2 separate regions of the Homo sapiens genome follow, and region 2 is linked to region 1. Evidence: read pairs that join two places in POLR2A ChIA-PET (ENCODE). Cell type or tissue: HepG2. All regions are shown on one strand. Links, peaks and the distances in the headings refer to the core of each region. The heading gives the core; the rest is flanking DNA.

What was found. ChIA-PET counts read pairs that join two places held together with the same protein. Peaks named below come from ENCODE experiments on the same cell type or tissue, not always from the same donor. Only the 100,000 strongest peaks of a DNase experiment are listed, where the experiment ranks them.
Region 2: POLR2A ChIA-PET joins it to region 1 with 6 read pairs; 15 of 35 experiments call an interaction of 5 or more read pairs at or near these places.

Annotation. Positions count from the first base shown.
Region 1 is chr1:153,911,823-153,919,695 of GRCh38, reverse strand. The region is part of intron 1 of GATAD2B (GATA zinc finger domain containing 2B); the gene reads left to right. Among named protein-coding and RNA genes, the nearest start is that of GATAD2B, 7.2 kb to the left of the region's middle. RefSeq lists a silencer at 4,689-4,983. In HepG2, for the core only: no CTCF peak of the experiment used is centred there; a DNase peak (open chromatin) is centred at 4,815.
Region 2 is chr1:153,775,955-153,782,069 of GRCh38, reverse strand. SLC27A3 (solute carrier family 27 member 3) reads right to left here. Exons shown (of 10, transcript NM_024330.4): 1 at 5,906-6,115; 2 at 5,343-5,552; 3 at 4,850-5,008; 4 at 4,185-4,309; 5 at 3,715-3,909; 6 at 3,517-3,607; 7 at 3,185-3,383; 8 at 2,859-2,956; 9 at 2,597-2,727; 10 at 1,913-2,244. The coding sequence ends at 2,068. Among named protein-coding and RNA genes, the nearest start is that of SLC27A3, 3.6 kb to the right of the region's middle. RefSeq lists a silencer at 6,036-6,115 and an enhancer at 5,596-6,115. In HepG2, for the core only: a CTCF peak has its summit at 5,966 (motif pointing right); a DNase peak (open chromatin) is centred at 5,894; H3K4me3 peaks cover 606 bases.

The DNA.
Region 1 (7,873 bases), core at 2,874-7,873:
GTTCTCCTGCTTTTGGCTAAGCCTAGGAAAAGATATATAAGGAAGTTCAGTTTATGTTACAATGACTGGATTTTGTGGTGTATCTTCTATTAGCCATATTATTTGGTTTATCCTCAGTAGTCTCTGTGAAGCTTTTTCTGTAGGTCCTGTTTGGGGATTTTGGTGGCTCCAGAATCCTTGAAGCAGCAACCTCCTTTCTTTGTGTAGCAGTGATGAAAGCTTCTGAAGAATAGGTCTGATTTGAAACAGACCCCTCCTCATGTTCCATCTTTTACCTTCTCCCTTGTGGATATATGAAATATTCCTGTATAGCTTGAATTCATCCAGTAAGAAGGGAGTGTCCCAGGGTCATTAGGGCTTTTAACCTGTCTGAGGTATTTAGATGGTGGCTTGGTAATGTTTGCTGTCTCTCACAAAATCCCCCTTACCTTTGCCATTTACCTAGGTTGCCATCAGCTGGCAAGAAACTATCAACAGTTTTGGGTTATAGTACAAAAAGCAGCAGATTACTAAGAACACATCATTCGTTACTTTTGAGATATGAAGTGGTCAGATCCAGACCTCAAAGAATCATAGTAACTGCAGAAGCATCTTTGACAATGTGTGAACTTGTTATTAATAATAACTAGTAAACTGCTAAAGAAATTAAGGGAAATTATAGCAATTCCATATTCCTGAGCCATTCTCTTACTGTTTTTCACACCTGGCTAGTTCCATTTTATTTTATTTTATTTTATATTTTTTGAGATGGAGTTTTGCTCTTGTTGCCCAGGCTGGAGTGCAGTGGTGTGATCTCAGCTCAGTGCAACCTCTGCCTCCTGGGTTCAAGTGATTCTCCTGCCTCAACCTCCCAAGTAGCTGGGATTACAGTCACCTGTCACCATGCCTGGCTAATTTTTGTATTTTTAGTAGAGACGGTTTCACCATGTTGGCCAGGCTGGTCTCGAACTCCTGACCTCAGGTGATCTGCCCACCTCAGCCTCCCAAAGTGCTGGGATTACAGGCATGGAGCCATTGTGCCCGGCCTTAGTATCCATTTAAAAAAATAATTCAGGTTACTGTTACCTAAAGCTGAGAGTCGTACTTTAAATCTTTTGATCAAAGCTTTCTTCGGCTTGTCTCATTTCAAGGGAGGGTGGAATTTATAATCTTTAAAAATACATGCTGGAATGTTAGTAGGATTTAGATTAGACACCAGGATTAATAAATTCTCATTATAATTGTGAAGGATTGCAAATGTTAACTGAAAGACTTGTGCATCTCTTGCCCAGAGGATTTTTATAATGTTAGCATTTTTAGAGTATTTAAACTCAAACTTGCTGAAAGAGAGGGGATGAACTAATATGTGGCAGATTGGACTAGTGGAACACAGGTTGTGGAGAGCCTTGAAGTCCTGGGTTGAATTCTAGCTTTGTGATTTATTAGCTAACTGATTTTGGGTAATGCTACTAATTTTTGAATTCTCATTTCTTGCAGACAGAGTAATGCCAGTCCTTGCAATAGCCTTTAAGGCTTTACATGGTTTGCCCTCCCCAACCTCTTCCATTTTTGATCGGCTGTCATCTTCCCTCTTGCTCTCTCCATTCCAGCCACACTGACTTGCTCCTTGAATGCTGATCAGTCACACTCTATCTTAGAACCTTGGCAGGTTCCTAAGACCAAGTGATTCCTTCTAGTGGGAAAACAGCTAGGTTTCCCCACAGAGAATGGCTGATTGCCTCACCTCCTTAACGTCTTTGCTTAAATGTCACCTTTTTAATGAAGTCTTATCCTTCCTTTCTTTAAAATTGTATTGTCAGTTCCCATCCCTCATGCTTATCCTTGCCTGCTCTATTTTCTTTTTCATAGGACTTAACACTTTTATAATATATTTATTTGTTACATTTATTGCCTATTGGTTCTCTTTCTATGATGTAGGTCTTAGAAGGCATGGATTTGTTTTGGTAATTTGTTTAGTGCCTAGTACAGTGCCTGGCATGTAGTTAATAATAAATGTTTGTTGGCCGGGGTTGGTGGCTCATGCCTGTAATCCCAGCACTTTGGGAGGCTGAGGCGGGCGGATCACATGAGGTCAGGAGTTCGAGACCAGCCTAGCCAACATGGTGAAACCCCGTGTCTACTAAAAATACAAAAATTAGCTGGGCGTGGCAGTGGGCACCTGTAATCCCAGCTACTTGAGAGGCCGAGGCAGGAGAATAGCTTGAACCTGGGAGGTGGAGGTTGCAGTGAGTCGAGATTGCACCATTGCACTCCAGCCTGGGTGATAGCGTGAGACTCAGTTTCAAAAAAAAAAAAAGATATGTGGGGCATGGTGGCTCACACCTGAAATCCCAGCACTTTGGGAGGCCGAGGCGGGTGTATCATGAGGTCAGGAGTTCAAGACCAGCCTGGCCGAGATGGTGAAACCCCATCTCTACTAAAAATACAAAAATTAGCCAGACATGGTGGCAGTTGCCTGTAATCCCAGCTACTCGGGAGGCTGAGGCAGAGAATTGCTTGAACCCAGGAGGTGGAGGTTGCAGTGAGCTGAGATCGTGCCATTGCACTCCAGCCTGGGTGACAGCGTGTGACTCAGTTTCAAAAAAAAATAGGCCGGGTGCGGGGGCTCACACCTGTATTCCTAGTACTTTGGGAGGCCGAGGGGGGTAGATCACGAGGTCAGGAGTTCAAGACCCGCCTGGCCAAAATGGTGAAACCCCATCTCTACTAATAATACAAAAATTAGCCAGACATGGTGGTGGGCGCCTGTAATCCCAGCTACTCGGGGGGCTGAGGCAGAGAATAGCTTGAACCCGGGAGGCAGAGGTTGCAGTGAGCCGAGATTGTGCCACTGTGCTCTAGCCTGGTCAACAGAGTGAGACTCTCTCTCAAAAATAAATAAATAAACAAATAAAAGTTTGTTGATCCAATAGGAATAAAAATAACCTGTCATACTAATCTCATGTTTGTATGTAACAAAAGTATGAAATACAAGCATAAAATGTTTTGTGAACTTTAAAGCATAATGCAAATAATGATGAAATTATTGCCTTCCCGTTAAAATGGTAAAATACACTTGATTATTGAAAAAAACTTCATATATATTCAATATATTATCATTTCTCTCCTAAACTCCAGCCCTTTGTTTCCGGTTGTCTACTGTGAGCTAGACGTATCTATACCTTTGTATCAAGTTGGTACTCAAACTCAACATTTCCAACATCATTTCTTCCCTGTGATTCATTGAGTCATCTAAACCAGAAATGTGAGCATCATTGTCACTTCTGTCTTACCTATTACTTTCTAAATATTTCTGAATCTAGCTTCTTCTGTGTCTCCATTGCTGTTCTCATTCAACAGCTCTTATTTTGGGATATTGCCTTGATCGCTTACACATCTGTTTATAGTCTTACTCTCTTTTTCTTTTTTTTTTTTTTTTCTTGAGGTGGAGTCTCACTCTGTCACTGGAGTGCAGTGGTGCAATCTTAGCTTACTGCAACCTCCACCTCCTGGGTTCAAGTGATTGTTCTGCTTCAGCCTCCTGAGTAGCTGGGATTACAGGTGTCTGCCACTACACCCAGATAATTTTTGTATTTTTAGTGGAGACGAGGTTTCACCATGTTGCCCCAGGCTGGTCTCAAACTCCTGACCTCAAGTGATCCGCCCACCTGGGCCTCCCAAAGTACTGGGATTACAGGCGTGAGCCACCGCACCCGGCTGTCTTATTCTCTTGTAAACTCTCTATCATCGTGCCTTCAAAATAGTCTAACACTTACTGATTATTCTACTTTCCTCATCTTAAAAGTATTTAGTAGTTTCCAGTTATTAAAAGATTAAAATGTAAACTTTGAGTGGTATTCAAGGCCCTTTATGTTGTTGGTGTTTGCCTTCCTATCCAGCCCTACTTCTGTACCTTATAGTTAATGTGTGAGCAAATACAGTGGTTTTTCTTTTCTTTTTTTTTTTTTTTTTTTTATATAGACAAGTTCTGGCTCTGTTGCCCAGGCTCCATGGAGCACAGTGGCACGATCTCGGCTCACTGCAACCTCCACCTCCTGAGTTCAAGTGATCCTCTTACCTCAGCCTCCTCAGTAGCTGGGTCTATAGGCCTGTGCCACTTTGCCCAGCTAATTTTTGAAATACAGTTCTTTTTAATTACAGGTAGCTTCTGAATCTCATAAAGAATGCCACTTCTTCTGGGAAACCTTCCCTGACTTGCCCAAAGAGAGTTAGATACATTTTCTTCTTTGCCCTCATAATTTTTATTAAGTTTATTTTTATTTATTTATTTTTTGGGATAGAGTCTCGCTCTGTCACCCAGGCTGGAGTGCAATGGTGCAGTCTTGGCTCACTGCAACCTCCGCCTCCCAGGTTCAAGTGATTCTCCTGCCGCAGCCTCCTGAGTAGCTGGGACTACAAGCATGCCACCGCGCCCAGCTAATTTTTGTATTTTTAGTAGAAACGGGGTTTCACCACGTTGGCCAGGCTGGTCTTGATCTCTTGACCTTGTGATCCGCCTGACTCGGCCTCCCAAAGTCCTAGGATTACAGGCGTGAGCCACCGCCTCCCGGGTTCAAGTGATCCTCCCGCCTCAGCTTCCTGAGTAGCTGGGATTATAGGCACATGCCACCACACCTGGCTAGTTTTTGTGTTTTTAGCAGAGTCAGAGTTTTGCCATGTTGGCCAGGCTGGTCTCAGACTCCTGGCCTCAGCTATCCATCTGCTTTGGCCTCCCAAAGTGTTGGGATTACAGGCGTGAGCCACTGCTCCTGGCCTTTTTTTTTTCTTTTGAAACACAGCCTTGCTCTGTTGCCCAGATTGGAATGCAATGGCACAGTCATAGTTTAGTGTAACCTTGAACTCCTGAGCTCAAGCAGTCCTGCCTCAGCCTCCTGAGTTGTTGAGACCACAGGTACACACCACCAAGCCTAATTTTTAAATTTTTTGTAGAGATGGGGTCTCCCTGTGTTGCCCAGGCAGGTCTTGAACTCCTGGCCTCAAGTAGTCCTCCTGCCTTGGCCTCCTAAGGTGTTGGGATTACAGGTGTGAACCACTACACCCAGCCTTGCTGTGTCTTTTTACTATTGTATTTCCATTGCCTAGCATGGTGCCTGTCACCTAAAAAATATTTTAAAATATTTGCTGAATAAATACTCCTATGGGTTTAGAAAATGCAGCATAAATTTAGAAATGCCCCTTCTGTTATGTTCTGGGAACAGAACAAGGGTTGGAGCCTTGGTTCTGCCATTTACCATCTGTGTGACCTTGGTTGAGTCACTTGAAGTCTCTGAGCCTTAGTTTCCTCAGCTTAGAAATGAGAATCAGTAACTGCTTTATCTATTTCGCTAGGTTTCTTTGTCAGTCAAATAAGATAATGCATGTAAAGGTTACTTTATAAACTGTAAAGCACTGTATTATTTTTAATCATTATGTGTTTACACAAGTTGAGCTTTGCTCACAACTCTTTTTTTTTTTTTTTTTTTTTTTTTGAGAGTCTGGGGGCTGGAGTGCAATGGCATGATCTCGGCTCACTGCAACCTCCGCCTCCCGGGTTCAAACGATTCTCCTGTGTCAGCCTCCCCAGTAGCTGGGATTACAGGCGCCTGCCACCATGCCCAGCTAATTTTTGTATTTTTAGTAGACATGGGGTTTCACTGTGTTGGCCAGGCTGGTCTCGAACTCCTGACCTTGTGATCCGCCTGCCTTGGCCTCCCAGAGTGATGGGATTACAGGCGTGAGCCACTGTGCTCGGCCCCTTGTAACTCTTGACTAAATTTTTTCTTCTTTTTTTTTTTTTTTGACAGAGTCTTGCTCTGTCATCCAGGCTGGAGTGCAGTGGCACGATCTCGGCTCACTGCAAGCTCTGCCTCCCGGGTTCACGCCATTCTCCTGCCTCAGCCTCCCGAGTGGCTGAGACTACAGGTGCCCGCCACCATGCCTGGCTAATTTTTTTTGTATTTTTAATAGAGACAGGGTTTTACCGTGTTAGCCAGGATGGTCTCGATCTCCTGACCTCGTGATCTGCCTGCCTTGGCCTCCCAAAGTGCTGAGATTACAGGTGTGAGCCACAGCACCCAGCTTAGGCCAGATATTTTTTAGAAACATCAGTGGTATGAGGGCTGCCATTTTTCCTCCATGAATTCGAAGGCAAATATTGCAGTTCAACCAGCTTAGCCTTCACCTTCAGTGCATTCCCAGGAGGATAGTTGTAACTGAGCTGGTGCCCCTGCCTTTCATCTAACAGGCTAGAAACAGGAGAGTAAGGTTTCAATTTTGTTAATGAGCAGAAACCCTTGCTTTCTGTAAAGATGGCAGTATCACACTAAGAAAGCTGTAAAACTCACCATTGTTTCTCTTCTGTGAGGCATGCAGACAGGCCTGGGGATCAGAGGAGAAAAGGAACAATACCTTTGATTATTTTTTTTCCAGTCCTTTAAAAGTTTATATGTAGGTCTTGAAATTAAATCAAAACTTTAAGAAATTTGTCCTGGCTGGGTGTGGTGGCTCACACCTGTAATCCCAGCACTTTGGGAGGCTGAGGCGGGTGGATCGCCTGAGGTCAGCAGTTCCAGACCAGCCTGGCCAGCGTGGTGAAACCCTGTCTCTACTAAAAATACAATTTTTTTTAGAGACGGAGTCTCACTCTTGTTGCCCAGGCTGGAGTGCAGTATCGTGATCTTGGCTCACTGCAACCTCTACCTCCCGGGTTCAAGCAATTCTCCTGCCTCAGTCTCCCGTATAGCTGGGAGGTGCCCTCCACCACGCCTGGCTAATTTTTGTATTTTTAGTAGAGACAGGGTTTCACCATGTTGGCCAGGCTGGTCTTGAACTCCTGACCTCAGGTGATCCGCCTGCCTCGACCTCCCAAAGTGCTGGGATTAGAGGTGTGAGCCACTGTGCCCAGCCTGTCCTGTCTTATAAAGGCGTAAAGGTTATCTGAATGATGTTCACTCCTAGATTCCAAACTTTTTATCTAGCAGTGTGAAATTTTAATCTACCAGTAAAGAAATTGAAAAAATTTGCTCAATAGGGTAACATTTTTTAAGGAGGGGTGGTTTTCCAATCACTCTTTAACATTTACATGGCTAGATTGATGTGTTGCCATCAAAAGGATTGAAACAGTTGGTCACATGTATTGCTACTGCCGTGGACAGGTTGGCCAGAAGACCTTTGAAGTATTGCACCGTTAGGTTCTGTGAAATTTGGTGTGAATAGCATGACATTCTTTCTGTGCACTACAGTTTGGCCTTTAATAAGTGTCCATGCATAAATTTATGTGTTACTGTGTCATTCTCTTATTTTATAATTCAGATAGTAATTCTCAGTTTCTCACCTGAGTGTATAGAGAATTTGAAAGTTTTGCTTATTTATTTATTTTGAGACGGATTCTTGCTGTGTCAACCAACTTAGCCTTCACCTTCAGTGCATTCCCAGGAAGATAGTTGTAACTGAGCTGGTGAAGAAAAAAAAATTCTTCAATTTCTTTTGAGAACTCATGAATTTACATATATAGGTACCACCCTTTATGAACATTTTGATTGTTGCATGACTTTGTACTATGAAAGCCTTTAAATCTACCTAATATTATACTGTAAGTTCCTAACTTTGTCAAATATATTGGGTAGATATCACCGAAGAGTATAACTAAGGTTAGAATCTGGGCATTTTTAATTTCCAAATTAAACTTTCTATTCTGGCTCCGCGAATACTTGATAATTACAGGGAGAGTAAAATAGAATATGATAAAGTTTTATCAAAATAGAAAAATTAAAATGTAGCTTATGTGTGACTTTTGTGTTGTGTTCTAGATTCAGTTGTGTTGAGGGTATAAAAGGACTGATGAATAAAGGATACTGTTATGGTGCACGGAGGTATTAGAGGAGGACAGTGAGAT
Region 2 (6,115 bases), core at 1,116-6,115, 140 kb after region 1:
TATTCAGTAGAAATATAACCTGAGCCGGCCGGGCGCGGTGGCTCACGCCTGTAATCCCAGCACTTTGGGAAGCCGAGGCGGGAAGATAACGAGGTCAGGAGATTGAGACCATCCTGGCTAACACGATGAAACCCCGTCTATACTAAAAATACAAAAAATTAGCCGGGCGTTGTGGCGGGCGCCTGTAGTCCCAGCTACTCAGGAGGCTGAGGCAGGAGAATGGCGTGAACCCGGGAGGTGGAGCTTGCAGTGAGCAGAGATCGCACCACTGCACTCCAGCCTGGGCGACACAGCGAGACTCCATCTCCAAAAAAAAAAAAAAAAAAAAAAAAAAAAGAAATATAACCTGAGCCACATGTAATTCTAAATATTCTAGTAGCTACACTTTAAAAAGCAAAAATAGGCCGGGCACCTGTAATCCCAGTACTTTGAGAGGCTGAGGCGGGCAGATCACGAGGTCAGGAGTTCGAGACCAGCCTGGCCAACATGGTGAAACCCGGTCTCTACTAAAGATAGAAAAAAAAATTAGCCGGATGTGGTGGCGTGTGCCTGCAATCCCAGCTACTCGGGAGGCTGAGGCAGGAGAATTGCTTGAACCTGGGAGGTAGAGGTTGCAGTGAGCCGAGATTGCACCATTGCACTCCAGCCTGGGCTACAGGGCGAGACTCCGTCTCCAGAAAAAAAAAAAGCTTGGTGTGAGGTTCTACGATGGGGGAGGTGGCCACTCAGCTCGCAGGTCTGGGAAATCTGGGCTGAGTTAAGGTGTGGGAGAGCAGCTGCAGGAGGTGCCCCACTGCCAGCCAACACAGGCTGCCTACCCGCCCTACCCCCAGGCACACCCAAACTATTGTACTCCTCCTGGGGCAGATTGGAGAGGTGCACAGAATGAGTTAAGTTCCACATTTATTGGTCTACGCATGAAGTTTTCCCCTGCACCTTAGCGTGTGCCTTACCTAGTCTGTCAGTGAGGCTGCACCGGGCTTGCTGGTGGAAGGGGGCAAGTTGTAAAGTTTTGGAACAGGAGGGCCCGCAATAGAGACCCAAGTGTGCCAGTAGGGCATGTCCCCTGACCTCTCATGTTGGGGAGAGGGGCTAGAAGGGGAAAGGCAAAGTAGCATAAAATTTCAAGGACCCACAGCTCAAAACAGAGGGGGACTGTAGTTCCTAGGAGAAGCAGGAGCTTCATCATTTCAAGCTTTTAGATGATGAACTTTCTGGACACCTCATTTGGGGATCGAGAGGCCTTTGTCCTTTTGATTCCCACCATCCCTCCTGCCACCACATGCACTCTGAGCCTCACTCCATGGAGGGGCTTCCGTCAAACTCTCCTGCAGTACCGGAGGGTCCCCCCTGGGGACTGCTCCTTCTGGGAATGTCTGACAGTCACCAGGTAGGAGTAGGAACATCTGGAGGCAGGGGCACCCCACTCTTCCCCCTCAAAGATTGGCTTCTCAGAGACAGCTGCGAGGCAGAGGGATATCTTGAGCATCCTTTCCCCCACAGTCAAACACTTGTTTGGGCTGGTTAAGACTCTTCCCCAGGCCCGGCCACACCTGATTCTGGGGGAGCAGTTTGGGCTGGCTGCCGGAGGTGGCATTTCTGTGTGCTTCTGTCCACCTCTGCCCTTTGAGCCGACCCCTCGGGTCCTCCAGTTCCCAAGACAGAGCAGTGGGAGCCTGGCACTCGGAGAGTAAAACTGGGGCGAGCTACACAGGAGCACAGACAAACATCAGTCACCAGAGGTTCTCCAAGGACGAAGGTCACACAGGGTCTCCTGAGAGGAAAACACCAAGGTCCAGATACGGGGCTCTGGCCCACAGCCAGTCAGGGCAGGAATGTGGGGCCTGTGGCTCCACGCCAGGAGAAAACTCTCAAGGAAAAAGCAGTTCCACAGAGAGATAATGACAGATACTGTAGGTCAGAGACAGCTGGATCAGCTCCAGCCACATTTATTACAAAATAGTGACCGCAGTTCTGGTATAGAAAAGATCCCTGACAGCCCAGTACACCTGCAACGGCCCCCACCCCACAGAGTTCCTCTCTCAGGTGCCTCAGGTGTGGAAGTTCTCAGATTCGAAGGTTTCCTGCCAGGAGGGCGCTGTACCGGGCAGTTGTGAGGGGCAGGTAGGCACCTACAGCCTGGTCCAGAACGTACAGTGGGTCAGACAGGGTGCTGGGGTCGAAGCCCTCATTTGCCATCCGAACTTTCTGCTGTTTGAAGGTCTCTGTGGTGGCCAAAGACTCCTGGGGACAGGAGGGTCAGGGATTTGGAGGGAAGGGGACTCTGCCCACGTGGTTCAGGGGAGTTGCCTGAATTTTGTTAAGGAGCAAGTCTTGGGAAAGGGAGTGTGAGGTCAAGGTTTAGGGGAGGAGGTGACAGGGAGGAGAAAGAGCCAGGCCAGAAGAAGGCAGGGATAAGGAAAGAAGTGGGGTGAAGAGCTTGTGTCTCCGTGTTTTTTCTCTTCACGGAGTGTATTACGTTGGGGGTCCCTTTGTGGAGTTTGGGAGCCATCAAACTCCTAAGTTGATACACGGGGTGGATATGTGGGGTGAGGATATATGGGGTGAGGGGCCGGCGGGGGAAGTGGCCGGTTACCTGGAGCCTGAGGAATCGGGGCCGGGCATAAGGTGGCAAGTTCTCAGACACGTGGGTGTAGAGCTGCATAAGGTCCAAAGCGTGGGGGGGACGCAGAACTAGGGCTGCCATTCCAGCCCTGCCTTCATGCCCTGGTGGGTGTGGGAGACAGAGTAAGCCCCTCCATGGCTGACCACCACGAAGGCCTCGTGCTCCCTGCGCCCAAGTACTACCAATTCGGGGTGGTGGCTGGGTGCCTCCCCCACCTTCCATGCCTAGGCACCTGGCACAGTGACTCCATAGACGTTCACCTCCTGAAGAAAATCTAGGGCCTCGAAGACCTCTGCCACCTCGGTTGTGGCCACATTCTCCCCCTTCCACCTGTCAGAGAGCAGAGATCTGAAACTGGGAGTCAGGGGTCAGGGCCTTATGGGCTTGGTGGGGAGATGAGGTCAGAGGTCAGTGTCACAGGGATGAAATGGTGAGATCTGAGAATGAGAGATTAGCTTAGGACCCAGGTTGAGGTGGCAGATTAGAGAGTTGAGGTTCAGAAGCTTTGGATCACAGAGATCAGATGTCCAGGATGAAAAACCAGTTATGGACAGATACCTGAAGGTGTCTCCAGTACGATCATGGAAGCGGAGAAAACCTTGGTCATCGCAGACCAGCAGGTCCCCAGTGTTGAAGAAAACATCCCCAGGCCGGAAGACATCCTTTAGCAACTTCCCCTGGGCCAGCTCTGGCCCGCCAGCATAGCCCAGGAATGGGGACTGCTGGCTTACCGGGGCCACCAGCAGCCCTGGCTCACCTGGCAGAGTCACCAGGGTCAGGAGTGGTGTCACCTTTCCCAGAGCCTTCTGCCCCCATCCACCCCAGTCTCCAATTCCAGTCCTCCTGTGCCAGCTTCAGCACCCCGCCCACCCCACCAGAACACCACCAACCTGGAGATGTGGCCATACAGTGCCCCTGGGGGTCCCGAATTGGCTCTCCTGTGGTGACATCATAGCGAATCAAGGAGAAGGGGAAGATATGCTGGGGAAAGGGAGACCTGGGTACTGGATCATTGCAGTCACATGAGCCCCCTCTCCTGCCAGCCCTCTGCTGTTCCACGGGTTTTCAGTTTCCTCTCTGCCCCTCACCTTGTAAAGCCAGGAAGCACGCCCCACAGCGCCCCGCTGTCCTGTGTAGTTGATGGTGGCCACGTTGCCCTCTGTCAGTCCATATGTCTCCAGCACCTGCAGGGGCCCGAAGCGCCGCACAAAACGCTCCCAGGTATCTGGGCGCAGCCCGCTGCCCACTGCCAGCCGGACCTTATGGCCACGTTCTGCCTTGCTCTGAGATGAGTGGGAGAGGGGCCGGAGCTTCAGCATCAAGATGCCCGCTCCCGGAAGTGAATTCCTGTTCCCCATTCCCCAGAACCCCCTCCTACTGTGACCTCCTTCAGAGGCCGTAAGCATCAGATGGCCTAGGCCATCTCTGGCTCCTTATCTTACACTGCCATTTTCTTCTTGCTGCTTCTCCCTCCAACTCCCTGTCTCCTGTCAACTGTCCTGCTCCCCGTGAGCTAGCCCTGTGTCAGCAGCTCTGCCCAGGATCTGTGCCCACGCACCGGGGGCTGGTTGACAAGGTATCGGCACAGCTCCCCAATGTACTGGAACACCGTCACCCTGTGCTGCTGGCAATCTTCCCAGAACTGACCAGCCGAGAACTTGGATTTCAGCACCACTGTGGCCCCTGCCAGAAGTGGGCAGGGGGGAAGAAGGGAGGTAAGATTAGGAGCAGAGTGGGGAGCCCAAGCCCCTCTTTCCAGACCCCAGCCATCACTGTAGTCTTTCCCTGGGAAGGGCCCACTGTGGGAGTCACACCGTCAGGAAGCCGTGCTGGCCCTCTTTCCCCTCCCCCGGCCCCTGTCCCCAGCCTTAGAAGAGGTGAATGCCCTTTCCCTACTTCCCAGCCCCAAAGATCTCATCCTCCACACTCTCACTTCCTTGTCTCTCTCTCCCTCTTCTCTTACTTGCCTGTTCCTGGACTGACACAGTCCTTCCCTGCCTTTGACCCTGCAGCCTGGAGTTATGTGGCTGTATGGCCCCCCTCACCGTTCCTCAGTCTGTAGGTCTAGGCAGGTGACATTGCCCTATTGTACAGAGCTCCTGGTGAGTAGGGCTCTGCCCCATCCGTCCTCTAGATTATCTACCCTGGAGGACTCACACCATAGTACGTGCTTAATAAATGTCTACTGGATGAATTAATGAAGGTGGGGTTGGGGAGACTGACCAATGCCCATGCAGCCCACGATGCCCAGCAGGGAACCGGACATGTGGTAGAGTGGGAGGGCGAGGTAGATCACATCTTCCTGGTGGACACCACACAGCTGATAGAAGCCCTGGCATTGCAGGATCTTCAGATGACTGATCCGAGCAGCCTTGGGGAGGCCTGTGGGGTGGCAGTTATGGGACGATCAGGGGAAGGGCAAACTCCAAGCTCTACCTATCTGTTTGCACCCCCGCTGGGTTTCCCACAGAAAGAGGCGGAGGCAGGACAGAAGCTGAGGACCGAGACCAGGCTGTCCTGGAAATATGGGTGGTCTGGGGGAGGTGGAGAAATGAGTAGGAGGTGAGGAGACTGGGGAGTGAAATGATGGGGAGAAAAAGGATGTGCCAATGAAATCAGCATCCTCTCTGGGGGCTTTGAAGGAGTGGTCTGGGAGCAGACCCCTGCCTTCCTCTGCCTTGGTTTCGGGGAGCTAAGTATGGTGCCCGGCCCTCACCCGTGGTGCCAGAGGTGAAGATGTACAGGCACGTGTCTGTTATGCTCTGGGGGGAAGAGAGGTATCCTGGCACTGGCCCATCCACTTCAGCGGACACTTCAGCCAGCAAATCGCTAATTCCAGCAGGGTGGGTTCCTGGGCCTGCAGCCCACAGGTGGAGCCCCATGGCTCTCAGGGCGGGCAGGTCCGGCTCCAGGGACTCCAGAAACTCTAGAAGGGTGGGAAAGCACAACGCCGGGGCCCTGGCTCTACCTAGAAGAGCCTATGACCCATGTCCCCTCCCTATCCCAGCCCACACTGCTCTTGGATGAGGGTGAAGGGTATGGACATTCCATCTTGGGTCTGAGGCCTGGAACTCGACTCCTTGGGGATCCTTGGGGCACCAAAGATTCAGCCTCATCCCTTCTCAAACCCGGAGACTCCTATCTCCACCCACTTTCGAACCCCAAGGGATAGTCGGCTTCTTCCCAGGCCCAGGGATGAGACCAAGCCTTTCTGTGGTCTCCGACACGCCCCCTTCTGTGGCTGGCCCCGCCTTAGTCAGTTCGGAGCTCCAGCCTTACCTGGCGCCAGCACCAGCGCGCGCGCGCCGCAGCTGCGGAGGCAGTGCAGCAGGGGGCCCCGGCGCAGGGCGGTGGGCACAAAGGCAGTGCGCAGGCCGGCCTTGGCCAGCCCGAACCAGAGCCACAGAAACTCTGGGCCAGCGGGGAGGAGCAGCGCCACAGTTGCTCCAGGTGACAGAGGGGCGGCGGCTCCTCCACCTCTGGCGGCAC